Regions from separate parts of the Homo sapiens genome. Here all the other regions are linked to region 1. A link is a loop called in an ENCODE intact Hi-C map of the cell type or tissue named here. Cell type or tissue: heart right ventricle. All regions are shown on one strand. Links, peaks and the distances in the headings refer to the core of each region. The heading gives the core; the rest is flanking DNA. Region 1 has its middle 490 kb from the start of ADGRL2. Region 2 holds the start of ADGRL2 (adhesion G protein-coupled receptor L2). Region 3 overlaps LOC101927434 (a long non-coding RNA gene). Region 4 has its middle 39 kb from the start of ADGRL2.

Region 1 (7,654 bases), core at 923-5,922:
ACTGATCCTCTACTCTATGCTCTGAGCATATGCCACTGATTGCCCCGGCTCGTGGCGCTCTCTCCTGCTGTCCTGCCCTCCGTCCTCGTGTTCATTCACCCCGGCCTTCTCCTCCTGCATCCCTTACTTGCCCAAACAGCTCCTACTCTGTCGTCAAGAGTCACATGAAGCATCATCTAGTCTACAGAGAACTCCTTAATTACCCCCAACTGTGTTTTGCCTTCTTTACTTTCTTTCCTCTGAATGTTTTTTCTTTGTACAGTTGTCCAATATTAGTATCAATCTGTTTACCTACCTGTTTCCATCACTTCCGCTAAAAACTGAAGGCAAGGACGATACATTTTCATATATATACCCTAGGTTCTTGTGACAAAACACTGCGTTTTTATTGAATAAATGAATGAATGAATCCCTCCTCATCATTCTGGTGAACCAGGAGGCCAGCACCTCCACAGTCACTCTCTGAGTTGCTGCTGCAAGGTCCCTCCCACACTAGCAGCACAGGTAGGGCGCCATCCTCATTACCCCCACACAGCGCCACATACGCCAAAGGAGCTTTCTCTCTACCTTAACTGAAATCTGACCTTTCCTTGGCATGCTTATCTTCAACCAGTTACTAGAAAAAAGTATCTCTGATACAATAATTAAAACTACTGTGAATTCATGTGTCACTCTAAGTGTAAATTGTTCACGTGTTAATTTTGCCAGTAGTGAGTGAATTGAAAAAGAGACTGGGAAGCCAGTAAAACATAGAAATGAACCCCTAATGGTGGCATTTCAGGAAATAGGAGAAGACAGATGGGAAGATATTTCTGGACCAGAGTGCTTCTGGGTGCCCTTCACATTGTACCACACAAGCCATTTCCATTCCTGTACAGAAGGTTGGATCTGCTGCTACAACACTCTCTGGCTCTCCTGAGAACAGTATTTCTATTTTTGTCTTTTATAAAAAGGTAAAAGCACCCTTCTTTCTGGTTGTCAGGGAACAGGAAGGAGCCCCCTCTCATACAATGACCAGAAAAAGCCAATAACAAACTCATCTTTTTTCTACATTCAGTAGACACCATAGTAACACTTCCCAGTTTACAGATAGGCAATGAAGTTCAATGGAAACAGATTTTTAATAATTATAATTATACCTTACACTGATTAAGTGTTTACCCAGGTGCTATGCTAATCCTTTTCCTTTATTTCTTACACCAACCATAAAAGTAAGGTTATTTTATTATCCACATTTTATAAGAAAGTTAGCTAACTTGCCCATGGTCAGACAGATAAATGTCTGAGTCACAAAACTGGTGTCCAGAAAGTTATGACTCAGACCCCTAAATATGCCATCTGGAAGGCATCCCTGGTTTCAATAAGGGGCACCTAATTGTGGTTACATGTCAATATACAATCTAGCACTACTGGTACTATTATCACTCTTCTTTATATGACAAGACATTTATATTTACCTTTCCTTTTCTATTCATGAGAGTACAGAATACATCATAATTTCTGCATCCAATTTTTATATTAAATGACTGGTAAAGGAAATATAAACACTTTGCTGTGATTTTCAATATTTTTTCTGCAAAAATTTATGAAACATCTACAATATGTAAAAGACATTTTCAAAATATTTGGGGAGATATTTTAGAGGAAATCGTATGGTCCCTGATTCAAAAGAGTTTACAACCTGAAAAGTAATATTAACACCTCAGTAACATTACAAGTCCAACCTGTGTACAAGCTGTGTCCAAATAGAAAAAAACCTGAGAAGTCACCCAACCACTTAGAGAGCAATCAGACTATTGGATGTCAGAGACATAAAATAACTATTGTCTTCACCCTTTTACTTTCAGGCAATTGTCTCCTAAACACTGTTATAGTCACTAAGTCTGCATACTTTAGAAACTCCAGATCGTCACTAAATCTCATGGAAATGTGTATTGGCATTTTCCTTGAGATTTCTTTTAAAGTATCACTTCTGTCCATCAAGTCAGAGTCCTTATAAGTGTAGTGTGTTTAAATTCTTTATCTTTCCTGACAGTCTATAGAGTCCCAATAGCAGCAAAAATCTAACTGAACTCCCTACTACTCCCTGCAAATATGCTCATATGTTTATGTTGAGAGTTTTAATGCCATTTGTTGAAATATATTTAACCTATATCACTTGGTTCACACCAAGTTAATGCTAGCTCCTACAAGGCTATGATCAATTCAGTCAACTAGTTGGTTTGACTGATTTTTCCTTTGAATTCACCTAATTGCTGGGCTGTTTAAGTATCTGCAGATACCTTTACACAAAAGAAGGCAGGCTTCACATTAGCTTGCTAAAAGAGGGTTATTATTTTCTTCTGAGATCTGCTATGGACTTATTGAGTGGCTGTTGGCAAGAGTAATGATCATATTTGCCCTCTCCTCTTTCTCATTTTTAAAACAAGAATATGAATATAAAACAACCCAGAAAAACTCCAAAGATGCTAAATGAATAAGTTAATAATCATTGTTTATTTAAAGATACAACTGTATTGTACAAAGAGAGGGATTTCTTTTACCCTGAAATGCCAATAAGAAGCCATATGAAAAACAAAAATAACAATTTAAAGAGATTTTTAAAAAGCTCCCATTCAGTAGTACAATTGGGTTCTTTTCAGATAATTAATCATTAAGAAATATTTAAGTACTATTTTCTATTTACATTGCAGTATATATCACTGGCTCTTTGAAAGTTAACAGGGATTAATTTTCTTTCAAAATAAATATTCCACTTAACTAATTGTCTGTGTTCTTTCACTGCTGTCTACGCCATTCAAGCCAAAACACCGATCTCATTCAAAACTCAGAATTTCATCCAAATTTGTGTACCTGGCCACTAATAAAAGATTTTTGGTATGCTGTCTAAAATCCTAATGACAAAATAGGGAGAATCATAAAATGTTCATAAAAATCGGATGGGATCAAACATCAGCTAATCTGAGTATATTTTTCTCTATGATTAACCAGTTCTTAATGACAACATTTCTTATCTTACAACTGTGACATGAAGAGGGAGCTGTAGCTCTTCTGAGACACAGTTCTGCAAGAACCAGCTTATCCACGCTCTCCGATCTCGTGTCTGTTTCTCTTTCTCTCTCCCTCTCTTGCGCTGTCCCTCATTCATGCACTCTTCCATCTTTTTGCCATTGTGCCAGCTCAATTTAAATGTATCTGCTCTGTATCTGTTCAAGTGGAGATAATCCATGCAAATCAGGAGCCGTGGCTCTCAATGCCTGGTTCACAGAGAGGACTCAGCTTGAGGAGGTCACTCGTTCACAGCCGCTCCTCCCATTATATTTTTCCCCTTATTGCAGAACTGCTGTATGTATACAGTGACTGAAAGGACTCAATTTACTGCAACTGCTGCCTGGCTTTACTTACAACTTTTTTTTTTTTATAAAGGAACTTACCTCCATCTGTCTTTTCAAGGTAGGAAGTCTGATTCTTCTAAAGACGTGTGTAATGCCTCCACTGTCTGCTCATTATCAAATGTCACTTGAATGCTTTATATTGTTGCTGGCATTAGGTACAAATACTGTGATTCCAGGTGCCTCACGCTTTTGTTACTTAACCATATAGGTACAATTGTTTAAGTGCTGGGTATTATAATGTTTATTTTCCCTGCAGCAAGCTTCAGTTTTACAATGCCAGAAAGATTAGAGTATCCACTCTCTAATGTAGAAATATAATCCTCTATCAAGTTTTCCCTCTTAGAAAAACATTAATTTCTCAGTATGTTTTAACTTATTATGTATGCTGGCCAATAATAGCCAAGTGTAAAATTCAACCGTAACAAATTTTTTTTTTAACCTGGAGCCCTCCTGCAGCATTTTCTGTGAAAAATAACTAACTGTTGAAATGTTTTTAACAACAGCAACAAAATAATAGATTTTACTTTATTTTGCTGCAAAGCAAAAAGCTGAAGGCCTTATTGCTAACAGGCCTGTCAGATAGATTTATTCTTCACCATTTTAAAATTGTTACTAGGCTATGCAGAAGTATTACAAATAGTTAGGATTCAGTTACTGTCATTATCCATGTGATTATTTATTGTTTTGAGATTGAAATTGTATTACAGAAAAGTTTAATGTAGCAAGGCTTTAAAAAACCTGAATGTTTGTATAACACTGTTTGAGATCAATTTTTGAGAATGATTTCAATAGCCAAATGATTAGGTTTGGATTAAAAATGCATGTAAGAGTCTAGCAGATTTGACAATACACATGGTGATTTATGTAAGCAATTCCTGGGCTTACGTTACTTCATATGTGTCTCCTTGAAGTTACTTATAATATTTTAATCACTCCTTAGTCATATCAATTTTAAAACATACTGAAATGTCATAACATTATAGACTTTAAAATCTCTTTTTGACTAGTACAAATATAATTAGAACATTCCAGTTACAATTTAGATTTCAATAAATGCAATATGTCTTTGAAAGTACTCCTTATTAATATAATTTTGCATTTATTACCTTATTTTTCTAAGAAGGATTTGACATGTGGCTATGACAAGGCTAGTTAATCTCTTATATAAGATAGAATTGAACATAAGCAGTAAACAAAGTTGACAGTCCTGAAAAGAAGAAAAAATTATCCTCTGGTATACTGAATAGTTCTGATGACATAAATCTTACATTTCATCTTCTAGGTAGATACTTGTAGTTAGTGAAGTTCGAAGGAAAAAAAATTTATTATCCACATAAAATATCTCAATGCCAAAAATGTGCAGTTCTTTTTCTTTTTGATAGAGTCTTCTATTGTAAAAAAAAATGCGCCTTGATTTTTGAGTACAGTACAAGGCATGAAGCCCTGTCATTGTTAGCATAAAGAAGACATCTACACAAGTATTACTGTGCAGAGGGCAATCTTTCTGTCTCTGGCATTTGTTAGGTTACTGCACGTAGAATTTAACAGATAAATATGTTCTGCTTCGTGGCATTTTAGTGATCCTACTGGTATGCAAGCTACTCGGCTAGGATAGCAACCGAAAAAAAAAAGGTATATGTTTTATAGCAGTGGGTAATAAAAGACCTTCACAGTGAGAGAAGAGGAATTTGACTTATTTATTACACAGTAATTAGAATTTCTTTAAAATTCTTTGAAATGCCGAGTTGTAAAGTAAACTGAGGCTTTCCAGGAAGGGCTAATTGAATTTATCTATTTGAGCCATGTAGTTGTCCGTGAATATCTTCTTCACAGACACTGTCGCTGGAGAATTCCATTCACACCTTCAGCATTACAGGGAAAGAAAAGGATTTGTCACTAACAGTAAAGGATGACAATTTCATATTTAAAACGAGTTTGAGAACAGCACCCTACACAGGAAAACCTTAACAGATGGAAAGGTGCGTGGGATTGCCTGATTATGTGAACTTGAGACTAGTGTGAAACTAAAGGATGCCCTTTCAGAACAAAGGAACGCCATGTAATACTCTGTCAGCAGTCAAGCTGAGGATAGATATAAAAAGTGGCCAAGGAGATCTTTTGGGGACAGAGAAAATGCAAACAATGAGACATTCTCTTTTCAACCAAATTACCAGGGTTTGACAGGTATAAAGGCACTCCCCATGGAATGTCACACCATCATTTCACAGAGACTTATTTCAAAAGCACATATTTTATAGACTTTCGCATTTGTTTGCAAACCTCTGAGAAAACTCTCCAAAGACCTAACTTGTATGCCTTAAGTTAGGTTTTACAACTATGCATCCAAAATAAAATGGTCACAGCCTTCAACTCCCTTGGGTTTCTTTTGCCTCATCTGTAAACTTGCCATTCCTCTAGTAACTCATTCAAGCAACTGTTCAAGACAAGTTACATTTTACTCCATTTTAGTGTGCCTTGCAGCAGAATCTATAGAACTGGTAAACTTTATGGCTATATATAATACCATGTTGTTATTCCCACCTGGCTCTTTGCTGCTGCTTTTACTGAGTACAGTTAAAAAGATAAATTATCATCTTAAAAGGATGCTATGGAAGGTGTTAATAAGTTTTATCTAACTTCAGGAGTGTTCACTGGGGCTGTAGAAACTTGCGACCCTGCTTAAGGGGAAATGATGTGCGTCATCAGCAGACATTCACTGCCTATATCTTCTGTAAATATTTCAAATTTCAAGAAGGATTCTGTAATACCGTATATATTTCCTAAATCATGGAAGTTATTGCTGCATATGGATTGATTATGATATTGAGTGAAAACCCAATGGATTTTGCTTTATAGGTAATAACTTAAATTTGTACACCACCACTATGGGGTCAGTGAAACCATCATCCCCATTTCAAAGATAAAGAGAGGTACAGAGAGGTTTAAGTAACTTAGCCAAGGCCACACAGTTGGGACAGAACTGGGATGTGAACCCATTTATTCTGTTCCTGGCTTTGAAAACTCACACAATAATGCCTTCCTAATTATCTCTGATGACTAGTAGTAGGGACATTCCACCCCCCACAAATAGCAAAAGTGCTCCGATTTACCCATTTGTCATCTGGATTCAAATATCTGATTCTGATTTTCCAACTCTTTTCAAAGTTCTTCATCTCAATCTGTATTATCATTATCACACAGGTTTTAGAAGTTGTTTCATTTAACGTATGTCAGGAATGGTTACTCTTACAGAACATTTGTCTTTTACCTCAAGGAGTTAAGAACTAAATCAGATCTGTAATTGACTGACTTGTCTACTGACAGCCTTTGAAGAGCCACCACTCCCCACCTTGTTTTTCTGTCTAAAGAGCAAGATTGACATCTCTTTATATGTTTAAAATTTGTCAGTGGTGTAAAGTGCTCAGTAATGATGGAAATTAACCTGAGGCTTTATCTAACTACCTTTCCTAGCAACTCCATTGAAGTTCTGATAACAATTAAAATTTTGATGCAAACAACTGTTCACATCAGAAAAAATACTTTTTTCTGTCTTGTCATACCTTTCTTCAAAATATTCTGGGTAGTAGTGGCTCTTTTCCTTACCTTTCACTGCACTGGATGCATCTGAATGAAAATTTCCCCAGCCAAAATACACCAGCACATTAGAAAAGCAGATAAAGAAAAGAAATGAAGTAGCAATGCATGTTTAAACGGTCTGACGGTGAAACATTGAATATAATTATCTGTTCTTGTGTCAGTAATTGTTATCTCCTTAAGGAGAACTGAGTAAGAACAGGTCTATACAGGGCAGCATTTGTGGCCTTATTTCTGTCTATTTGGGATAGCCTTTGAATTGTCTCCCACTTTCTTTCCTCCCAATGTGAAAAGATGAACTATTACGCATGTAACTCATAGGTATCTGATTCAAAGACTGTGTTTATTTGACCTGTGGATATCAGATATCTAATATAAACAAAAACCCAAACATCATCAACACATAATCAAGTGGCAGAAGTTTGCAGAACATGGGTCAGTAGCAATTGAGCAAGCTACACATTTCTCAAGTAACAAATGAAAAACAATTTTGATTGTATTCTGTGATACCAGCATTCTTTTTAGATCTTTGAAGTATCAGGCAGATGGACTGCCCTGTATATCCACAACCTCTATCTGCTGGCAGGCAGAAAGCCCAAGAACCTATCTTTAAAGTTATTTTAATATATCAGTTTTGCCCAGATTAGCCAAGTTAGATGTCGACC
Region 2 (7,654 bases), core at 1,743-6,742, 490 kb after region 1:
AAAATGGAACTGAGTTAGGTTTAGGATATAATCTAGCTAATTTTATTTCTATTTCTGAATTAGAAATGAGAGTCATTCCACGTGTTTTTTGTTTCTTTTGAAACAATTTTGAAACAATTTTCTTTTGAAAACAAATTTTGTTTCTTTTGAAACAAAATTAGAGTTTCACAAACTCTAATCACAGGCAAAAATACACTCCCCATAATAGATACAACCGTCCCTCCTTAATAGTTTTCTATAACTGTGTTGCTCAAACTTAATGGCAGTTTTTGGCCTACTCTCAAGCCTCAATACCTCTTCCCTTCAACCCCTGACCCTTTTAGAAGTGTCTTAGCTATAGCCATTGGCCAGAGTAGGGCAGTGAAAGTGATACTGTGTTCTATTGGCTTACACTAATCACAATATTCTGCACCTATGTCCATTTTCATACTATTTCAGATTCTTTGTTACTCAAACTGCTGTTATTCTTATGTATATTTTAACAAGTGCCTGATCACTTCCCTATAAACAAAGATACTTAGATGATAAATCTCAGTTTAAAAATTAGCATAACGTCTGTACCAGAAATATATGAACCCACTGAATAAAATAATCTTCAGTTTCTTAAGGTTACTAAAATTAAAAACATGAGTTTCTACAGTTGGAAAAAACATGTATGGTTAAAATGTTTGAAGCCCATCAATCTCTCTAACCACATAAGCTAATGAGTTCCTTCTGTTTTCTTTGAATGAAATCACCATGAGTGGTTATATGTTGATTTAACATAAAACAAATGGAAATGGGTGTTTCCTTTGTCCTTTGTAGAATTTATTTTAAAAAACAATTAGCAACTATTATGAATAAGTCAATGATTTTGCCATTACTTAAATAACAATATAGATTGAGTAATTAAATTGATTGGATTGCAGGGAATGCGTAACATACTCCAACTCTCCTTAACTTGCACACATCTGTAGATATTATTAAGCTTCTCATTTCATTTTTTTCTACCATAACACCTGTATTGTTATAAATTATGTTATGAATTGTCAGAGAGTGCCAGGTAAATTATGTTTTTTGAATGTAGATATACTCTATGGTGTGTGCCTTTTAAGTGTTCCTTTGTAATGGCAGGTTTGTGGCTAACAGCTTAATCTTGAATCTAGCAATATAATTAAACACTATTTCAATTCTTCTTTGTGGATATACAAAGAAGGTTGAAGTATTACCTCTAAAGAATAAAGAAATAATTAAAAATCTTTAATATTTAAAACATTGTCTTACACAAGCAGTATTCTTAAATGTAATTTTAAAACATAGCAAGTCTATTATATTTTTAGGAGAAAAGTGTGGAACTCTTTGAACTCTATAGAATACACATCCTATTGAAATAAGATTTGAAACTTCTATGGGGCATTTTTCTAGTTTGTATAATTTTAATTCACTTTTGATAAATTCTTCCCCCTTCCAAGCATCCTCCTTTTTTGTGATATTGTCTCTTTAAGAATACAGTGAAGAGTGATTCACTTATGTCCTGAGCATCAAAGAATGTCAAATATATCATGCAGATAGATAATGGGTTTTTCCAGAGATTATTTCTGAGAGAGTTAAATAAATAAGTAAATGAGCCAACATATGGCCAGCTTAATTCAGGCAAAAATGTCTATTGATTACTTACTAAGCTCACTAAATAAAAACTTCAGCCTAAGTTTTGCTTCCCAAAAGAAAATAGGATTAGACTGATGCATGCACTCATTGGGGCTTTTGTGAATGGTGCCCAGATGAGTGAAAACCTTCAAAGATGAACAAAGAAGGGCTAAAATATTTTGGTAAATGCAAGTTACTATCAGTTTGACTTATTCTCTTTTGCAATCCTGAATGAAATAATTTTATATTCCTAAGAAGATCATAAAATTACCTCTGAGGTCTGAGAATTAGATAATTCTGCCTTCTTTTCAACGACTTGAAGTAGCCTGATTTAATTTTGCTAGGTAGATCTGTTGTATGTATGTATTTTGACATATGTAAAAACTTAGGTACGTTATAAGGTTTTGCACCAGCTCTGCATAAGTGTACTTTATCCAGACTAGTTTATATCCTGCGTGGTTAATATTTGAATTATGTTATGTAAGAAATTCCAGATGTAAGTGTGTATGTAGTTTAAAGCACCAATGCTCTAAGTTGCTCCTTTTATCTTTTGAAATAGTGAGAATATTAAAACATCAATACATCAGGTAGAAGAAATTAGATTATCAAAGGTTCTTTTTTAATCTGAGAATTACAATGAAACCACCAAAAGAACATGTTCTAGTTATTTGGACACACGTACATTTAACCTATGATTTCCTACAAGTCAAGAACAAACTTGACCAGTAGTTGGATTGGATTTACTTTAGTACTACACCTATCTGGCTTTCTGACAAAATACTGATAGGTATTTAGGATCTTCATGTATTTTGAACAATCTGCTGTTGACATATTAATAACATTGTTTGGAATGATTCCTGAAGTATGATGCTTGCAACATTCCTGCAGCACCAAAAAGTACCTATTGTTTCTGAAAGCAAAGCAGCTTAAGTTTTATCCTACTTTCTAGGTTTTAAATATTGGAGAATCATTTTTTTCTTGAAAAAAAGGTAAATATGCTTATTTAATTGATGGCTGCATTCATTAGTAGAATCAGTGGTTTACAAATACATCTGAAAACATAGCTGCTTCCAGCTCAGAAATTTTGCAATAAAAAAAAAATCCATGTTTGAATTTTGTGGCATGCACAGGACACTTAACTGGCTTTTAAACGTTTTTCCAGCGTGATTCGCCCTGTCCTGCTCTGTTCCTTTCAGCTTAGGTCCATCGTAGGCTCTGCCTGGCTGTTTGCTGACATTGCCAACCGAGAGGGGCAAGGAAGTGTGTTCAGAGGACAAGAGCAAAGGCAGTTTCAATGTAAGGAAATGAGGGAAACAGACCTAACAGCTCTGTGACTATACTTGAGAGTAAAGAGCCTTGTAGTCTCCTTTCCTTCCTTTGCTTATCCTGGTGAGTTTAATCAAAAACAAACAAAACGCTCTTGTGAAATATAGTCAATAAAGTCAAAGTTTAGCTGGCTCTACGTAACTACAAAGAAAAAAATCATCGCAATTTAAAAAAATGTAACTTTCATTAACGAGCGCGCCGGAAATCTCAGGTATCAAAGACGCATTAACCCTGGAGCGTCCCCCGCGCGCCGCAGCCGGACGGAGGCAGCCGCGGCGAACAGACGTTCTTTCTCCTCCATGCAGTTACACAAAAGGAGGGCTACGGAAACTAAAAGTTTCGGGGCCTCTGGCTCGGTGCGTGGAGAAAAGAGAAAACCTGGAGACGGGGTGGGTGAAAGACGCATCCCGGGCGCCTCTCCGAAGTCCAGGCCGGGAGCAAGCTCCTGGGCCTAGAGGGGAGGGGGCCCCGAGCCGCTGGTCATCCCCCTGCGCTCAGCCTCGGAGCGCCGCGCTTCGCGGCGCTCTCCCAAATACTCTTCACCCACTCCAGAAATAAAATAAATGTTTTTAAAGTGCATGTGTGTGGACAGGATGGAGAGCGCGCGCCGGCGGAGCGCGCGGAGGACCCAGCGCGCAGTGAGTGGAGTTTGGGGGTGGGCTAGGGGTTAGCGGTTGAATGGGTGTGTTAATGGGGGGAGCTGGAGGCAGAGCTCGGGGACCTGGGGGTAGGGGGAGCGCGAACCGACTGGGAGGGGAGAGAAGGGGAGGGGCGCGAGCTGGCGCAGGCCGCCTCCGGGGCGCGTTCCACGGCCGTGCGCGCGCGTCCCTCGCCGCCACCGCCGCCCGGACAGCCCTGCGGCCGCCCCGCCGGCGGAGCCGGGGCCGGCCTGGTCCTCGGGCGGCTGCTTGGCCACCGCCACCGCCGTCCGAAGGGCTCGAGCCCGTAAGTATCCCCTTTCGCTCCTCCTCCCCGCCGCTTGGGCGCACAGCCGCAGCAGCTGCTCAAATGGAGTGGAAAACGGCCATTGGGCGACAATGAGTTATAGATTATCTGCTCCACGTTTTGTACTTAGCTGCCTGTAATCTTCTTTTGAGTTTGCCCGAGCCCCTTGCTGGAAAACTCAGGAGGGAGAGATTTGTCCTTTGACGCTGTACACGCTAGTATGTTTATATGATTAGCCCAACTGGCGGGGAGGGCGGATTTGGGGGAAGGAGGAGGAGGAGGCTGGAGGTGACTCCAGTTCAGACCTCGCGGAGAGTCTGTGTCAGGACTTCGCATTCCCCCGTCTCTCTCTCTCTCCCTCTCGCTCCCTCTCACTCTCTCTCCGCTCACACACACGCAGAGGTGCTGGGGCGAAATCGGGAGCTTACCAGAGAATTCCTTGGGATTGTTGGGGGGCATCTCCCCTCCGCTGCTGTGTGTGGCGTGGCTCTTCCCGGCTACTCCTTGCTTCCCCGAGCCCGAGTCTGCGCCGCCAGCCTTCCTTGGGGCAGCGGCCACCGCTCAGCCCCGGCCGGGAGATCCGAAATGTGAGGAGGGGTCGCCGCCGCCTCCCGCCCCAGGCCGCAGGGTCGGCGCGAGGGATGCTATTCCGGCCGGGCGCTCGGGGGGCTGAGGGGCTTCGCCTGACAAACTGAGTTGGCCTCGCGCCCCCGGCGCCCTCCCGCCCGTCGCTTCGAAGGGACTCCCAAGTCTGCGCACCTCTGTCAGGCTTTTGCTTCCACCACCCCTTTCGCTCTGATTCCCGATTTTTTTTTCCTAAGGGAGCGTGCGGTCTGGGGGTGTGTGCGTGTGTGTGAAAGACCTCTCTCGAAGAGCGGCGTGTGGGAAACTGCGGGAAAATGTTGACTTAACCCCAGGAGCCGCCCGGCGCTGGCTGCTCGGCTGGAGGCGGCGGCGGCCGAGCAGGAGGACGCGCCGAGCTGCGGCGCCGTGTCCGGCCGGGGAGCTGCGGCGCTGCCTCCCGCGCGGACTCGGCGGCCGAGGACCCGCTCGCGGCCGGCCTCGGCCCTCTCCGGCCGGGGTAGCCGCTGCCCTCCGCGCCTGTCCCCGCGCGGCCCCCACGCCAGACGGCCCTCCCTCGGGGCGCGCTCGCAGACGGAGGTAAGAGCCGCAGGAGCGAACAATGTGCCTCTGTGCCCAGCTTCGGAGACCTGTTTGCTTTGCGCCTCCAGTCCGGGGGTGGATGCTGGAGGCGCAGGGAGCCGCGGGTTAATGGGGCTCGGCTGTTGCTGTTCGGCTGGCCCAGGGGGAGACCCGCGCTCGCTCGGGCTGCTCGCTCCCTCCCCCCAATCTCCTCTTGGAAATCGATCCGCAGAACTCTCAGTCCGGTCCAGCCGGCTTCTCCTTTTCTCGTGGAGCCATTGTAACGCTCTCCAGGCATCAGTCTAGTTGCCGGGGGCGCTGGCAAGGGGGTTAGGATGAGGCTCCCGTAGCCATGCATTTTTTAATTTCATAAAAGCTTGGGGTCGCAAGGTTCCGCCCGTCCTTTCACTGGGGGCCTGGGGAGGAGGAGTGTGAAGCGCGTCCTCGGCGGAGCTTATTTGCTCCGGGCGCTGGGGCCCGGGGCCACCCCAGCGTCCCGCCCGCTTTGCCCTCCGGTCCCGCACTGTAAGTGGAGCGGGGAGGCTGAGCGGCTGGAGCGAGTTCGGGGGAAGTGGACGGTGGGGGAGGGCTTGGACGAGTTTTTGAGGGTTGCTGTTCCTTCTCGTCAGTGGTTAGGTGGTGTGGGGAGGCGAGGATGACAGTAAAGCGCAGCCAGATGTGGTCGGGCCGCCGCCGGGACTGGCTACGATTGGGAGCGGCGGGGCTGCTGCTGCCAGGGCGGCCTCGTGGGTCGGGAGGGTGCAGGGGCCGGGGACCCGGCGGGCCACGGGGAGGGCAGAGAGCCTCCCGGAGCCGCAGTGAGAGGGCAGCAGCGGGCCGCGTTGGGCCTGCGGGAGAAGTTACGGAGTGTATGCTGCTGGAGTGGCTGTGGGGCAGGGAGCCTCGGGAGCTTGGTTTGTGGGATGGGGGTGCCACTGGGGAGTGGCGACGAGAGAAAGGCGTGGGAGGAGCGCGAGGGAAGGGGAGACCCCCGCGCTGCCCGAGCGTGGGCTCCTTGATTGGCTGGGGCGACCCTCAGGCAGAGGGGGCGAGGGCGAGCCAAACCATGGAAGCGCCCCAGCAGTGTGGAGGTGCGCCTGCGAGACTTCTGCGCTTGGGACCCGTAAAGTTTGTTCCTTTCGCCAGACTGCGGGGTGGGGGTGAGGGGAGAATACTGGAAGCTTTACTTAATGCTAAAGTGTCGCTGAGTGGAGGCTTTTTTTCCCCCCCTCCAATCCTCTGTTCACTCTGTGCTCTCAAAGAATAGTTGGGAGGGACAAGTCCTGCGGTATCTATCATAGCCTTTCTCTTTTTAGGGACTCCTCCTCCTCATCTTTTCTCCCTCTCCCCGCCCTCCATTCCGTTCTTCCCGATACAAACTGTTGTCTCAGATTCCGACCGAGGGAATGTTTTCCTCCTGTTTCTTGAAAGGTGTCAGGCTGCTTAGCAGCTTCTCCCAAGCAGCCTGGGAGCGTCTGAGCTGCAGCTACCAACCATATGGTTCCCGTTACAAAGGCCAGGTTCTAAGGCACTCTCTTCCCCACCCCGCCCTCAATTCTTTGATTTTATTCTGCATTCTTTCAGTACGTGCACTTCTCTTCCCCTTTCCAGAGGCATAGATTTAACGGACGTAGTTGATTCATTCATTTCTCTGTCACTATTTATGTGTGGAACGGGTCCCACCGAGTTTGCTCTTTGCTCAACGAAGTTGCACAATGAAGAAAGTCACATCCTTTGGTAAATAATTACCTGTTAGGTTGTCTCTTGCTAAGTCAGGTTTGATCTTGGGCAAACCTTAGAAAATAGGCACTAAAGAGGCAATATGCATCCAGAGCAGAAAAATAGAATAGTTTTGGTACTCATCTGTGGCAACATTCCAACTTGTGATGGGACTGTTTTGACCTAACTAAGGGTACTTTGTAACTTTAAATTTTGTATCTTCGTAATACTTGAGAAACCCTTTAAAAGAAAATTTACTTCTGTCCAGGTGTGTTATGGAACGTTTTGTTGTCTCTCCCTCCACCCTTCCATAAATTTATGCATAATAGAAAGAATACTACAGAACAAATGTTCTGTTGTTTAGTTTCTTCAGACATTCCGATTCTCTCCTTTTGTTGTTTGCCTCTAAAAGAGGTGCCATTTCACATCATTCTGCACAAATTGTTTGAATTAATGCAAGTGTGAATTCTTACCGTTTGAAGGGGACTATTAGCATATCAAAGGTTTCTTAGCTTTAGCTCAATTGAGAAAACTTCAGCCTGTCTTCCTTTTGCTTCCAAGCGGAGGCCCAAAGGGCAATGAGAATTGTAAAGGGTAAAAATAGGGAGGTGGATTCAGGCTGTGTTTCTGAACTTTTACTGTTTTGTAGTTATGTGGGCCAAAAACATTGTCTATTGCTGTGGAGCCCTTGCAAATGGCAAGACAATTATTTTCTATTGATAAATGGTTTGTTCCTAGAAAAAGAGTGACCTTTTGTTTTATGATAGTCACTGTTGCCTGTCTTTTGGGGTCCCTTCAGTGTAAGAGAGAGTGAGAAAGCCTTTCCTTCTAACTTAATGCTTTTTTAGGAACTACACTTTGTTTTATTAGTAAAATGAAAAGGCCACTTAATTAG
Region 3 (7,654 bases), core at 855-5,854, 240 kb after region 1:
ACCACCATCACCACCTGCCCCTAGAATTGTGGGGAAGAAAGAAAACTCTAAAGCTTAAGATGCAAGAATTCTAGTTGAATTTCAATTGTGACTATCAAAGCAGAAAAGTCCTCTGTAAATATTAAAATTTTACCATATCTTTCTGCCCAGCACTATGGGTTACACGTGAACTTGGCAGCATTTTATTTGGGAACGCAAAGTCCGGCTTACTCCTTTTTTCTTTTTTGAATACTCATTTAGCATTGGCTCAATACTTGAGGTTCTTGGGTAAAGGTTTCTCAATTAGATAGTTAATTTGGATCTAAAGAGTTATTAGTCAAAATACCCTGTGATATGAAGACTGGTGTGAATAAAGACAGAAACATTTCATTCCCACAGATATAGCATAATAATAATGATAAATTAGGAACATCACAGACGTGTTCACACCATGCCCAGATGTGCCAAGAAATGGCGCTTATTTCTTTTTAATTGATTGGATCTTCTTCATAATTCCACATCCACTGGGCAGTCTAGAAAAGTTATTTCTGTTACATTGTTGATTCAATCTTATTAGGCAATTCAACCCATCTCTTTATGTAACTTAGTTTGTGCTTCAACAAGTAAGAGAAATACTTGTCAGATTTCCGGCCTCTCCACCTGGATTTACATGGATTATGTGAAATGAGTGAGGTACACATAATCTTAGGGGAGGTGGAGTCCTGGAGTTGAAGAGGTGTCCTCTAAGTCCTCCCGGCCTGGTCTTCTCCCAGAGGTGGTCATCTCAGGAGGGACTTGTCCATCCCCAAGGCATTCTGAAGCCTCCATTGCAAGAAACTGCCTTTAGTGATATTCATTCATGTTTTGTTCACTCAATTCTTACAGTGTTTCAGGGCCCCAATAGCCATCTCCCCTTGTTGATCAAGCCCCCATCTCCACTTTTGCTGAAAATAATGATTCCCAACTGGATCTTTATCTACCGTGAATGGCTTCATTTTCTTTAGACCACCTGCTTTGGCAAAGTTGCCAGGCAAGACCTTCACCTACTTTCAGCCAGATGCCCCTGGTTCGTTTCACAGGACACTCAGAAAAGCTACCATACCATGCAAGAGCTGAGGGAGACTCTGAGGGGTTAAACTCAGATCTTTCTATACAAAACCACAGTAAACCACTGAATTTAATTTTATGTAAAACCCCCAGTAGTTAAGCAGAAGGAACCTGTAAAGCGATAGCTTCTCATCCTCTTGAAGGAGCAGAAGGCCCTTTCCCCTCACCATTCCCCTCAAATTCTCTAGAACATCTCTATACCCTTCCCTCACTCAACCCCCACCACCAGGAATTGGTGAAAACTGGAGAAGCTGGAGCAATGTTCTCCTATTTCTCTGTCTTCTACCAAGAATCCAGTGGGAACTGAGGAGCCAGGCATTTCCCGACTTCTTCCTCACTTTCATTTAAGACTCGCTAGTATTGTTGTTATTTCATTTAAGACTCTCGAGTATTATTTGTCTGGCGGCTTCTCAATAGTTAAAGAAGAAATAAAGGAATTTAGAAAATCTTTTTCTTTCTTACAATCCAAATTTCATGACTATTGTCTTGGCAAAGAAGTCAAAGGAGCCAGCTTTTGAGATTCAAAACTGATCAATGGCTTCTTTGTTCTAATCTTGGGAATTCCCAGCTTCTCCCTCCCAGGGGCTATGTGCTTGGGAGGTAGAAGTTTGCAACAAGGGAACTTGATTTAAGGGATAAGTGTCAGTGCTTTAATTTACTATCTCAAACGATTTCAAATAATTCTCATTATAACTCCCACCAAAATAACAATATTAGCTTCTTACTATGTCAGATACTGTGCATCAATGTTATTTTATGTTTTACTTAATTCTTACAACAACCCTGTTATGAAAGTCTTATTACACACATTTTCAGCGTAGAAAATCAAGTCTCAGAATGATTCACACAGCTGGGAAGGAGTTCTTTCTCTTACCCACTGCAGTCTAAAATAGTGTTTCTCAGTTTGACTACAGCCCACACAAGAAATATAATTTATGTCCCAATCCAACTACACACGTAACTGAAGAAAGAGTTTCACATAACAATACTTAACTTGCACTCAATTTCTTATGTTCTGTGCAATTCTCTTCCTTTCTTTTTTTACTCTTTTTAATGCTAATCACAATCAACTAAATTGATTTCATGACCTACTAAAGGGTCATAATTGACAGCTGAAAAATGCTGCTCCAGCATCTGCTGCATCAATATTACAGAATTCTAGTAGAAATTACATCAAACTCTTCAGCCATTTGGAAATCAGGCTAAGGTAATTTTTCATATGCAAGTTATAATTGTGAGCGCTTCAGTATGAAAAACTTGAAGCAAGTAGAATAGTGAGTTAAATGTCAATTAAATACTGTTAAGTAGCTTTAAAATTACTTAGCAAGAGGAAATCCAAAAGCTGAACAAATATAGATTTGTGGTTGACTTGCCATTTTTAAGTAGTTTCACAAAGTCCTCTTTGGGTTATCCTCTCAGAACTTGTATCTAGGTATTTTCACTCTCAATTTTGATCTACAGGACATAATTGTATTCCAAGGTTTTTATTTTTCCCCAAGGATTCAGGTTAAAATGTAGCATTGTTTTCATCCAAATTGTATTCCAAATCTCTAAATAATCTCAAAGAAGAAAAACTTTCGTGAGTCCCAAATTCTTGAATGATTAAGGATTTGAGTCAGTGGACATTCTGCACTTGGAGTGAGCAAGATAAACTCCAGGCTGATGATGTCAACTAATTTGGGAATGAGTGAGTGACATTTCAAAAAACAGAAGGTTGAGAAGGTGTTCAAGAATTTCCAGGTCTTGAAGGCTAGAAAAAGCCAACAGATTTCTGCCTTGCAGTCCAAAGCTCATTACAAGGTTGTATGTTGGAGTGCTTTGCTTTAGGCAACTTTCAAGTAAATCAAGAAATGAGCCCTCTCCCATGTTTGCTGCACTTTCTAGTTCTCACTAAATTTTACTTTTGACCTCTGAGACATTTGCAACGGCACCAGGATGTGGTTACAAATTGGATTAGTATTACCAAGCAGATCCTTTTGACATGCTGGAAGACCTAATCCATCAGTTACCTACTGAAGCCAAATGGATGACGTTTGTAACTCCTTGGGGTAGGTTTTGAGATACACAACAGGAGGACAAAACAGAAACTTTTGAAAATATGGAAAAGAAACTATTCAAAACAAAGGAAAGGAAGAATGCTCGAATAAATGCTGGGAGACCTAGATTCTGGCTCTGCAACCACAAAATAGTTTTGGAAGCCTTACAAAGTTACTTGACCTTTTTCAGTTTCAGATTTCTCACCTGCAGATGTCTTCTGTAGCTTATCACCTGCAAATGGTCTCCTAGTAACTACTGACATGCCAAATAGTTGGGATCAATTCTCTCCCTCAAATTGCACACAAGATTGAAGTCACCATATTCTTCAATACTCTCATTAGATAAATACATTTCAGAGAATACTATAAATAAGCAATCCTCCTGGAATCTGGCACCATTGAGAAGAACCTAGCCACCAGTGGTTTTAGGAGAGAGCTAAGGGAGAAAGCATAACATGTAAACAAGATCACGGGATGAGAAATTCACACAACCTGTAGAGGGCACTAAGGTACTTTTTAGAGAAAGAATCAGACTAATGGGCATGAGAGGTACCTGTTACCCCAAGTGAGAAGCAAATGGGAAGAAAGGATGAGTGAGAGAGGTATCTTCATTCAACTTTCCTCACATGGTTCTGTTAATCCCTGCCTTCTATCCCAAGTAGACAGTAATCACAGTAATCAGTGATTACAAAAGATAACCTGCTAAGATAGAAAAGGGAAAAAATTACAAAAAGAAAAGCTTCTTTGTAAGGATTTGATAAATGAGCCCTTGATACCTAATAACTTCAGGATTTGCCATTGGTCTGAATTAGGAAATCCAAGGAGAAAATGTTTGAAACTCCTGCCATATTGATTATTGGCAGAGCAGAGGTAAATTAAGGGGAAAATCCAAGGAGTATCATAGGGTAGGATAGCACAGATGGAAGATGCCAGTCAATGCCTTATATTGCAAGATTGTTTCTCAGGAAGGAATGAATAGGATTCAAAATGATGCCCAGAAATGCCCTTACTTTTGTATAATTCTTAACAATTTGCAAAGCCTTTTGTAAAGCTAGAATCTCATTTGATCCTCATGACAGCCATTTTATAGCTGAAGGTGTAGAGAGGTGATGTGGCTTTCCCAAAGTAACACAGTAAATTTCAAAGCTAGGTCTTTAATAGAAATTAATTTCCAGTGATTTTTAACAGAACATCGGGCTGTTCTACCAACCCAGAGTGCTTTCGGGGACTTATTCACAGTGGAAAAATTCTGTTACAAGCCCAAGAGGTGTCAGTTTATGTTGGAAAGTAAAAATCAAATGGCAGATATTCACAAAGCAAAATAAAGACAATTTCTCATCACAGGCTTTGTAGCTCTAAGAAGCTAACAGGAGTTTTCACAACACAAATGGCTAATGTTAGCAGCACGCCGAGTTGGCAGTCCTGTCGTCTGCCTGATCAACAATATGCCATGCTGTTCGAGATTTATCCTGTTACAATTCCTCTGGGTAAAGGTATCATTTCCAAAGTATCCCTATCAGAAAGTAAATAGAATTTGTAATAAAAGCCAATAGAAGAGGTGGGAGCATATATGCTTTCCGTTCTACCCTCTTTACAGAAAAAAAAAAAAAAATTCATTACTGCCTATATTCAGATGATTAGTGTCCCAAGCCAAAGCTCCAGGAAGGGAATCTAGAGTCAAAACAGGAAGAACAAGTTTGGGTGTGAACTCCACAGGGAAGCCTCAGGCTGAGACATGATGATGTCATGGGCTTCAGGAGGGGCTTTGAAGTCAGACCCAAGGTTGAAACCCAGCTCTGCCTCTTAGAAGATGTACTGAGACTCATTGAGCTTCATTTTCTATGCAATGAGGATGAAATTCTGATCCTGCAAGTTGATGTAAGGATCAGAAATAATACATGTAAGTGTGTGTCACATAATAAATCCTCAATAGGTGGAAACTAGAATTTTTGGGTCCCAGATGCTTGATAGGAAATGGGGCACACAGTAATGTTGAAAGCCCTAAGGACAGGTTTTTCCTCTTTTCAAGTCTGCTAAAGACTAGCCCTGACACCAGGTCTTGAGGAAGATCTGTGTATCCAACAGGCCAAGGACTCTTTCAGAAGACAGCTTTTGTCGAGTGTCACCTTGAGTCCCCAAGTGTAAGGATTTATTATACTTTGATTTGTACAAGTCCTCCAAGATCAAAGATGGATTCTGAATGTTAGCTGTCAAGTGAACAAATGATTGTGGAAATATAAAAGCAAAGCAATGCATGTTGCCTTAGGAATAGCTCATTTGCAAAATCTAATATGCTATTACATTGACATATTTCCTCATTTCATCTATTAAATCTTCCATTTTAGTAAAACTAGTTTGTTACAACCAAATGCTGTGATTATGTGCACTTATGTATACATCATAAGTGTATAGTCTGCCTATAATGTCTAAAGAATGCTGGGTCTGAGTTGAAAAAAATAGGAAATTAAGATCTAGGTGTGAATGAACAGCCTCTGCATTTCAAATATCTTTGAGTATGACTACCTCCTTTAAAATACTTCTGAAACATATAGCTTTTTAAAATTTTAGTTCTTCTAGCACATCAATCAATCAATCAAACTGTAAGTTGTTCTTTTAAGAATGTCCATTTGGAAAACTTATGGAAAATAGATCCCATGAATTGAAATACTCCCCGGATTAACTGAAATGTATTAGTGGGAACTGCTTGTGAGATATTACAATGGAGGTAAGGAATCACTTTCCTGTTCCCTGAGTTTTTGTTCTCATCTTCCATCTAGGACTTGGCCTATTTTATTTGAATCTGCCTTTATTTGGCCTGGGAAAAAATGTTTATGTAAAAATTGAACCCTCTCTGGCTCTTGCAGCAGCTTGTTTGTGGTATAGATGAGTGTGCAGGTTCAAATTCCTCTGTTCACTGTTGACTAAGACCTTGAAGAGTTCTTCAGGCTCCACTAGGCCCGAGAAGAGTCTATTGAGAGTCTCAGCCTTTTTCTTCCTGCCAAGTTACTTTTTTATTAGGTAGATAAACTCCTGAATTGTTGAGAAGCAGCTGTTTGAAGAAGGATTTGGCTGATTCTCATGAGGTTTCTGGGTGCATGAGAGATATATTTTCATCTGGGATCCATTGGTCCCGAGCACAGTTAGACCTGGATGACCTCTCTTTCTTGCTCTATAAAGGTTTCTGGAATGTGGTGGAAATGCAGCACTGCTTTTCAGGGAAAGCTGCAGCCACTCAATCAATTTCCTTTTCCTTTCTGTCTCCCATCTAAATGTGGATCTCTCTCCATAAATGTTAGTCTTTAAAATTAGGATTTCAGGTAATTTGATGTTTACTAGATGAATGCTAACCACGTAGAGTATATGAAACTTTACTTAGAAAAAAAAAAAAAAAAAAACAGAAAAGAAAGAAAAAGAACCCCCCAAAAAACCATGAGTTCTGACTAAGACTAAGCCTGGTCAGATACATGAAAGGGTTTAAGCTGTTAATTTTCACATATTGCTCAAGTAAGCAAAACTAAAAGCATTTAATTTCTCTAATAATCTCAGACATGGTTTTCTTATAATGTACTACACAATCTGTATTGATTACTCTGTCGGTGAGATACACATTTAATAAACATGTATTCCAAAGTGAAGCATAAAATCAAAGTTTAAATTACTATTCTTGAAAGCCACTTTTTCCCCCAGTGTGTCAAAACAAAATAATTGGGAGACAACAAAGACTTACATTTCAATTGTTTCTTGAGAAACTAATTGATAATAGGTATTAAGATGAACAGGGCATTTACAGACAGCAGAAGAATAAATTCCATACTTTTTCAAAATATGTTAGTGTAGAGATGACTTCCACCCAATCATTTGGGAACAGAAAAGAGCTTAGCTGGAAGTTGTAAAGGAAGAATAAATTTTTAGTGTTTCTGAAAAACACATAAAAATTTTCAGTATTATTTAAAAAGTATTGAATTGATAAAAAATTAAATATCAAATCTTGATCCACTATGCCATTTATATCTGCATATAATAAAGATTAGATTATAAGCTTTTAGCATTATTTTTGCAAAGGGCATTATTTACATATAAGAGCAAATTTCTTTGCCAAATTTAAGCACCCGGTTTTTGAACTTTTAGTATCTCCCAAAGCAGTATTTGCAGCTATGCAAAAATTTTTCACATCTTTAATGCTCTTCAGAAGAGGTCTATAGAAGGCAAATTGTAAATGTGTAAAGTGGTAAATAGAAGGGGTGATTCAAAGGAAAAGCAAATTGACATTTGTAGTATTAGAGGGTACTGTTGTTTTTGATTTGTTATATGCCTTAATCTGGCATGCTATTTCACCCTTCATGACACACATCAATACCTTCTTTATGTCTGGCTATTACCACTCATTTAAAAATCTATTTTACATGATTCTTTCAGCCAAAAAAAGACCATAATGACACAGAATACAGCATGTGCTTCATAAATTCTGTAAGAATCAATACTTTGGCTGGGAATCTGTCAGTCTTTCAAAGTTATGCATCATTAAACTTTAC
Region 4 (7,654 bases), core at 878-5,877, 450 kb after region 1:
CAATTAAACTACTTTAAAGTTAATTTGGCTGAAGTTTTTATTTTATCAAAAGTTAGCTTTTCTTGTTGCAAAACTACTCACCAGCTCTTTAGGTAGAAACAGATGCTTAGGCAGATAGCCAGTCTTTGAAAGGGCGCAAGCTCCAAGCGGCGGCACTGGAGTACAGTAAGATTAGATACTGTGCAAGACCGTCAGTGAGCCCCTTGGTTCCTTCAGTGTGATTCAGGAGTGGAGTCACACAAGGAAACTTCAAAACCAAACTAAGTAAAAACACGATTTCCAAGGAACATAAACTAGAACTTTACAAGATCTAATGTTACATGAAAAATGCACATTACTTTGATTCAAGAATCAGCAATTACTTTATATTTATAACCTTCAAATTGGTTACAACGTTCCTTTATCTTATTCAGCATTCTTGCTGAAGATGAGCTTTCCCACATGAAGTGCAATTTTGTCTTCAACTTTTAATTCCTCTGGATACAGAAGAAAAGCTCTGGGCCCTTAATTGAGCAATTATTATTTCTTAAGTGAACATAGAGTTTGAGGATGGTGCCAAAATCTTCCTTTCATCCAGAGAACAAGTCTAACATAAGCAGCAGCATAAGTGTTGTCTGGCGGCACCCCAGTTTTAGGTACAAGAGCCAAGTCAAGACTGAAAGGGGAACTCATTCCTCACCTCTACTCACTCCCTGGCATCTCCTGAGGTTCTTGAATGAATGCCAATTAGGGCCGATTTATATGTCTCCTTGGAGGTTTTAGATAACTTCACTAAGACCTGTTTGTTTTTCTCATTTAGTCTGTTTCTCCAGAGTAGGATTTGCCAACTTGCTGCTGAATATGCTGTTTGCAGTTCATTGCTAGGTTTCCATACTAACATAAAGCATTGGTATTTGAAAAATTCATTAAGAAGTAGCTCACCTTAATTCCTAGATCTAAATCTGTGGCGTGGTTCTATCACCTTTTCTACAATGTTGTCTCAGAATTTAAGAACGGAAAATAAAGAGTTCATATGCTAACATTTCATGGAATATGCCTACACAAAGGAATTGCTGCTTCATGGCTTATGCCATTGTTTAAGCTATTCTAATTGTTTTCAAGTTTTAAATACAGAGCTGGAATCCAATTCTCAGGAACTCCTACCATTTGTCTTAGTTTTCTAAGACATTTACTGTCTCCATTACATAAAGAGACCTTCAAATATTTGAAGATAGGTTCCATGCTTCCTTTATATGTATATATATTTTTAATTAAACTTCTCTTATTCCTTCCGCTACTCCTAAGGTTACAGGGCTTCCAAACTGTATCATTAATGAGAAGTTAGCTTTTCAATAACCACATTTTGAATACAGTCTGCTAATACTGACCTCAATTATAGTTAAAAATATATAAGACCTGCACTTTAAATATAATCTTTTCCAGGTTTGATTAGATTTTGATTGCTGTAATTAGCCATCTGTAATACATAAGACATAATCTAGAATTTGCTCTTTACACATCAGAGTGATAAATCCAGCTATAGAAAGCATCTTTTTGGTTGCCTCTTAATGAAAATATTACTAGACACTACTAAGTGGTGATTGAAAAAACATGCTGAAATATTACTGTCAGCTACTGGAGTAAAACTTCTCACCAGAGAACTATCACAACTTCAGGATAAAAATGATTGCTATCTAAATACAAATTTTAGCAGCCATTAAAACTGTTAGAAAGAGCTTAGATCACTTTGCTTCTTAGAGTTTAAAAAATTTTTACTATACAGTATCAAATTAAAATTTAGTTACTACTTGCAAAATTCAAAACATTTATGAAAGTATAATTAACTAACATTTTAAATCAGAATTCAGGACAGTTTGAATGTTCCTTATATGTCCACAAAAGTTTTTTCTAGTCTTTTACCAAATACTAAAGTGATGATTTGTCCAACAATGTAGATGTTTAATATTCACCAAAGTGTCATCAACAACTTAATGCATCATGCTTTTCCTTCTCATTAAAACTGCTGTATTACTGAAGCTTGACCAAATTTCCTTCATGCTTGGACATCTGTTTAAGTATAATATTCTACACTTTTCCTCCTCTATCAGATTTTGCTTTATCTTTATTTTCCTTCCTTCTCTGACCTGTATTCAAGAAATAGAAAATGGCTCTTTGATGTGCCAGTTCCAAGTATGTTCAGATAAAAGGTAAATAATTCAATAGACTTGTTGATGAGAATTGACATTTGAACACTGGAGGTTGTTTCCTTTACTCATGCACTCTCTTAGTGAGGATAGGGGACCCAAGGTAGGGACTGGCTGGAGTGAGTTTCAAATTGGTGAAAAACTTCTAAAAAAAGAAATGGTAGAGAAAAGAGCAAAAAAAATTCTTTTTTAAATCAATGAAGTAGGAAAGTCCAAACATATATTCTTATCAAGTCTCATACTTGGCCAATAGTTATAAGCCTCTCTGAAAACATTTATATGTGTGGGTGGAGGCAAGTTGCCCATTAAATTGTTAGAGGTGTTATCAGATTCATCAGGACTTGGTTGTAAATTTGACTACACAGTTTGGCTCATAGAGAAATGAAAAGGAAATATCTGATTAAAGTGTGCATAGCTGCTGAGGCAACTGAATGTTGCCATAGCAATTGAGATGAAATGTGCAAGAAGTGAGATAATTAAATCTAACCCCTTTAGTAGTTTTGATAGTCAACGCACTGCCAATAGAAAAAGTTATCTACAGTATTAAGATAAAACACATTCCTCATGGAATGTCTCCTTACTGTATTTTGTTTCTTTTCTAAATACATTGCTTTTGGTGTCTAATTTGAATGTTCTCTTTTAATAATCAAATATAGTTTTGACCTTGGTCTGCCTAAACTTTCTGCTGGTTTATTATATCATGGGGATAGACATCTATAAAAAATATCAATGTTTTCCCCTTTAGTTCTTAAAAAAAGTATACTAAAGCCAAAGCTGCCACATTTGAGCTTAGAATTCAATAATATCTAGAACGTGCTGCCCTCTTCAGGAGCTGGTGCTTAAAAATACTTTTTTTTTTTTTTAGCAGATTGATGAGTTATAATATCAAAATTGTATTGATAATCTTTAGAAATAAATTCCATGTAAAATAAAGTATTTCTGTGTTTAAATTTTTTTTACATTAAGAGCTTGCATTAAAAATCAATACATATAACATTTTGAAAGGAATTATTATTATTTACAATTAAATACAAACTAATAATTTCCTTAAACTATTGTCATAGGGAGAATTCCTGAATCATTACAAAATTTGACTTCCATATTTAGTATTCAAATTTTTAAGAGAAAAATTGTCTAAAAAAGAAGGTATTTTCTATGTGAAAATCTAAGTAGGACATCCTTCAAATCCCAGTTTTATTCTTCAACAACAAAAACAACAAAAACCAACTTTTTAATTTGGGAACATTAGGATTTATAGTTTGAAATTTTAGCTAGTTTTCATTTACAGAAACAATATCTTTCTTGGGAATAATGATTCCAAAGATATCTTAACACATCATAATGTTTATTCAAAATTACTTCACTAGAAAAAATTTCTAAAGGTCTGAAATATCACTATTGAGAAAATTCAAGCAAATCTCCTTCATATATATCTATTAAAATTTCCTTAGCCATTATATAGTTTTAACAGAGAGATATGATCTCAGCGTATTTTTCTCCAAATTAGGTTTATTATACTTTAAAAAACTGATCAATATTAATAGCATTAATTATCAGGATGTGAGAAAACCATATTTTCCCTTAAAGAGTTTTAGGTAAACCTGTCTCATCTCTCTCAATAAAAACTTCAAATGAGCTAAAGGGCTGAGTGAAAAAAAAATTTATTGACAATGTTCTCCTAATTCTACAATATTTCTTTTGTGGAAAACAAAATAGTTTATTCCTGTATTTGAAAGTACTTATCAAAACAAGTGCTTAATCTTATGGTAGCTCTGTTCATAGTCATATAATATATGTTCAAGAATTCTTAGAACACTGATTTGTGTTTTCTGCTTAGATTTACTTTATTTTTGTTTTGCTGCTGGTGTATTACATTTGGCAGTTAGGATCCCTGTGGATGGAGGTATAATAAATAATAATATTTTCTTTACTTTCCAGGGTATTTATGGCACAATGAAAAATTTCATCTTTCCCAGAATGGTAAGTAAGGAGTTCTTTCTGTATTTGATAGTACTGAACACGAACAAGAAAAGGTGAATTATTATAATAAAATTGGAGTATCATCTACTAAATGTATTGAGTCATCTGATAATTATAATGTAGTTTATACTTTTGCAAATAAATGGATGCTGTATTCAAATTCTATAATTATTCCAAAATGTTCACCAAATATACTACAGGATTTTTACAGGAAATACAAGGTTTTGCTTTCTCTGTTGGATTGCAGTTGAACATAGTATATCCAACATTTTGTTTTCTGGGGTAATTTATTTTAAAATACACAGATATAGAAATAAATGTGGTTTATATTCCACGAGCAGAAAAAGAAAGCATTATCTGTGATACAAATTGAGAGTTGGTAAGAGTCCTTTGGAATTGTTACTGTTACATAAAAACTGATTGTAATTTATGTTTGACCGGGGCTTTGCAGCATCTGTGAATTTTAAAATATTTATTTTCTAAAAGTATATATCATAACTTCTAGGCAAGCTAGCCACTATATGATTTTGGTTAAACATATAGTTTCATTGTCTTTATATTTTTATGACTTAAACAGGAAATATTTAGTTTTAGTCTTTATCATAACCTCTTTACAATTCAAATACTAAAAATTAATCTTATTATATGGGAAAGGTCAGTGTAAAATGATATTTCCTAGGAAGTTATTACTGTCTCCTATGATGCTCTTTTATTTTTCCAGTGGTTTAAGAGTATTCCCTATAAAAAGAAGGAATTTCTCATTGTAGAAAAAAAAGTCACTTTGACATCAAAGTGTTAGGTTAAGTGAAAAAGCAGGGTACAGAACTACATACATTACATGTTGTGTGCATGTGCGCTTATATAGACAGAGGAGAGAGACTTGGCAGTATATCTTGGGCTTAGAAAAAAGACACAAAAGGCCAGGCGCGGTGGCTCATGCCTGTAATCCCAGCACTTTGAGAGGCCGAGGCAGGCAGATCACGAGGTCAGGAGATCAAGACCATCCTGGCTAACACGGTGAAACCCCGTCTCTACTAAAAATACAAAAAATTAGCTAGGTGTGGTGGTGAGCCCCTGTAGTCCCAGCTGCTCAGGAGGCTGAGGCAGGAGAATGGCGTGAACCCAGGAGGTGGAGCTTGCAGTGGGCCGAGTGCCACTGCACTCCAGTCTGGGTGACAGAGCCAGACTCCGTCTAAAAAAAAAAAAAAAAAAAAAGGAAAAAAGACACAAAAGGTACACAAAAGAATGGGAATATAAGTAGTTTGTCTTAATTCTTCATTTTTTGCATTTCCTATAATAAATAGATATTGTTTTTATAACCAGAACAAAAACATTATTTGAATAATAAGCTATTCAAAAGAGCATATTTATTATTAGATAAATACGTACATATAAAATTGGGAAATACTTCTTTGTGCCAACTGGATAACCAATTAAAAAAAAAATCTTCAGCTGGGCATGGTAGCACACGCCTGTAATCCCAACACTTTGAGAGGCTGAGGCAGGAGAATCACCTAAGGTCAGGAGTTTGTAACCAGCCTGGTCAACATGGTGAAACCCCATCTCTACTAAAAATATAAAAATTAGCTAGCTGGGTATGGTGGTGAGTCCCTATAATCCCAGCTACTTGGGAGGCTGAGGCAAGACAATCGTTTGAACCCAGGAGGCGGAGGTTGCAGTGAGCCAAGACTGCACCATTGCACTCCGGTCTCGGTGACAGAGCAAGATTCAGTCTCAAAAAAAAAAAAAGGGCCAGGTGTGGTGGCTCACGCCTGTAATCCCAGCACTTTGGGAGGCTGAGGTGAGCAGATCACAAGTTCAGGAGTTCGAGACCAGCCTGGCCAATATGGTGAAACCCTTTCTCTACTAAAAATATAAAAAATAGGGGCTAGGCGCAGTGGCTTACGCCTGTGGGAGACGGAGGCGGGCGGATTACCTGAGGTCAGGAGTTCGAGATCAGCCTGGCTAACATGGTGAAACCCCGTCTCTACTAAATATACAAAATTAGCTGGGCGTGGTGGTGCACGCCTGTAATCCCAGCTACTCCAGAGGCTGAGGCAGGGGGATCGCTTGAACCCAGGAGGCGGATGTTGCAGTGAGCCAGGATCGTGCCACTGCACTCCAACCTGGGCGACAGTGAGACTCTGTATCAAAAAAACAACAACAAAACAAAACACAAAGAAACAAAAATTAGCCAGGCTTGGTGGCACACGCCTGTAGTCCCAGCTACTTAGGAGGCTGAGGCAGAAGAATCACGTGAACCCAAGAGGTGGAGATTGCAGTGAGCTGAGATTGCACCACTGCACTCCAGCTTGGGTGACAGAGCGAGACTCTGTCAAAAAAAAAAAAAAAAAAAGTAGATAACTAGGCAAATATAAAGAAATTTTATCAAAAAATTGCTTTTAACCTAAAATAATGTTAATAAATCGTTTATTATTAATAATAAATGGCACTATTAGAATATTTTTGATATTAAAAATTCTGCTCAAGAGCAATTTATTATAGGGCAGAACTTAGCATAAATGTATAAATTTTAGTTATATCTTACTGTCTTGACACTTTAGCTCTCTAGAACTAAGCCAAAAATTTTAGAAGAAATTTAGGAAAAAAGTCTCTAGCATGCATCTAATACTGTTCACATAAATGCTTCCCAAGTTTTTCTTTCCATCATATTAGTTCTCAGTTTACATAAAATTATAACAGAATTGTTTCTCTAATTATGTAGCTATAAACTAGAAGGATTACTATAAAACCTAGGAGAGACTAGGAGGAATGCATTGAGGAGTTAAAGAGTATTTTCAGCTATTCACCAACAGTAAGAATTGAGGGACCAAGATTAGCTGTATGATTTTCAGTAAGATACATCATATACATAGGTTTAAAATTCCTGAGTGGTTAAAGTAGAGGGTTATACTATAAGATTTTTAAAATAAAATTTTAAATTTCTTTCTAGACCAAGAATTTTACAATAAAATTACATATCCTTAAATTGAATATACATAGCATAAAATAACATTGAGAGACTTGGAGTCATTAGAATGAAAAAGACTGTAATGATTAAAGGGGTAAATTTCATTCATTTGTAAAATTCACATAAGTGAAAGTCTCATCCATATTTCGTTGAAAGTCTTTTCCAAATTGTATTGTGTAAATAAGGGATTATATATTGTGTATTTTGATAATATTCCTTCTATATTACTATTTTTAAATGTACCAAAAAATTTAACCTTAATTTTTTCACTTTACTCTGAATGAGATAACATTGTAAATGACCTATAAGATAAAATCTAGTATCAATCTTTCCTAAAGAGCGGGGAGCCAAATTCACACAGATTTGTATATGGAAATTTATATTTCTAATAGGTTTAGACTGCCAAATTACTAATTTGTTATACTGGGAAATCAAATGTTTAAATATATAATTTCCTTTTTTGCATGTACTCGGTAAACTCTTTAGTCCAACATATCATGACATTTTAGAAGAAAAATGA

What was found. Peaks named below come from ENCODE experiments on the same cell type or tissue, not always from the same donor. Only the 100,000 strongest peaks of a DNase experiment are listed, where the experiment ranks them.
Region 2: it touches region 1 in a loop (10-fold over the local background); 28 of 110 quality-filtered maps call a loop at or near these places.
Region 3: it touches region 1 in a loop (2.5-fold over the local background); 10 of 110 quality-filtered maps call a loop at or near these places.
Region 4: a loop joins it to region 1, with 2.7 times the contacts of the local background. A loop is called at or near these places in 19 of 110 quality-filtered maps.

Annotation. Positions count from the first base shown.
Region 1 is chr1:81,303,057-81,310,710 of GRCh38, forward strand. It overlaps a transcript of ADGRL2 not described here. Among named protein-coding and RNA genes, the nearest start is that of ADGRL2, 490 kb to the right of the region's middle. RefSeq lists an enhancer at 3,253-3,845. In heart right ventricle, for the core only: CTCF peaks have their summits at 3,035 and 3,235; a DNase peak (open chromatin) is centred at 3,195; H3K4me3 peaks cover 3,054 bases; H3K27ac peaks cover 1,035 bases.
Region 2 is chr1:81,797,172-81,804,825 of GRCh38, forward strand. ADGRL2 (adhesion G protein-coupled receptor L2) reads left to right here and starts at 3,763. Exons shown (of 24, transcript NM_001366006.2): 1 at 3,763-3,897. RefSeq lists an enhancer at 6,887-7,529. In heart right ventricle, for the core only: CTCF peaks have their summits at 5,857 and 6,058; DNase peaks (open chromatin) are centred at 3,330, 3,640, 4,110, 5,870 and 4 weaker places; H3K4me3 peaks cover 4,376 bases; H3K27ac peaks cover 5,000 bases.
Region 3 is chr1:81,546,108-81,553,761 of GRCh38, forward strand. The region is part of intron 1 of LOC101927434 (a long non-coding RNA gene); the gene reads right to left. It also overlaps a transcript of ADGRL2 not described here. Among named protein-coding and RNA genes, the nearest start is that of ADGRL2, 250 kb to the right of the region's middle. RefSeq lists an enhancer at 1,227-2,006 and a silencer at 3,550-3,709. In heart right ventricle, for the core only: a CTCF peak has its summit at 3,609 (motif pointing right); no DNase peak of the experiment used is centred there; H3K4me3 peaks cover 369 bases; H3K27ac peaks cover 1,399 bases.
Region 4 is chr1:81,757,690-81,765,343 of GRCh38, forward strand. It overlaps a transcript of ADGRL2 not described here. Among named protein-coding and RNA genes, the nearest start is that of ADGRL2, 39 kb to the right of the region's middle. In heart right ventricle, for the core only: a CTCF peak has its summit at 2,990 (motif pointing left); no DNase peak of the experiment used is centred there.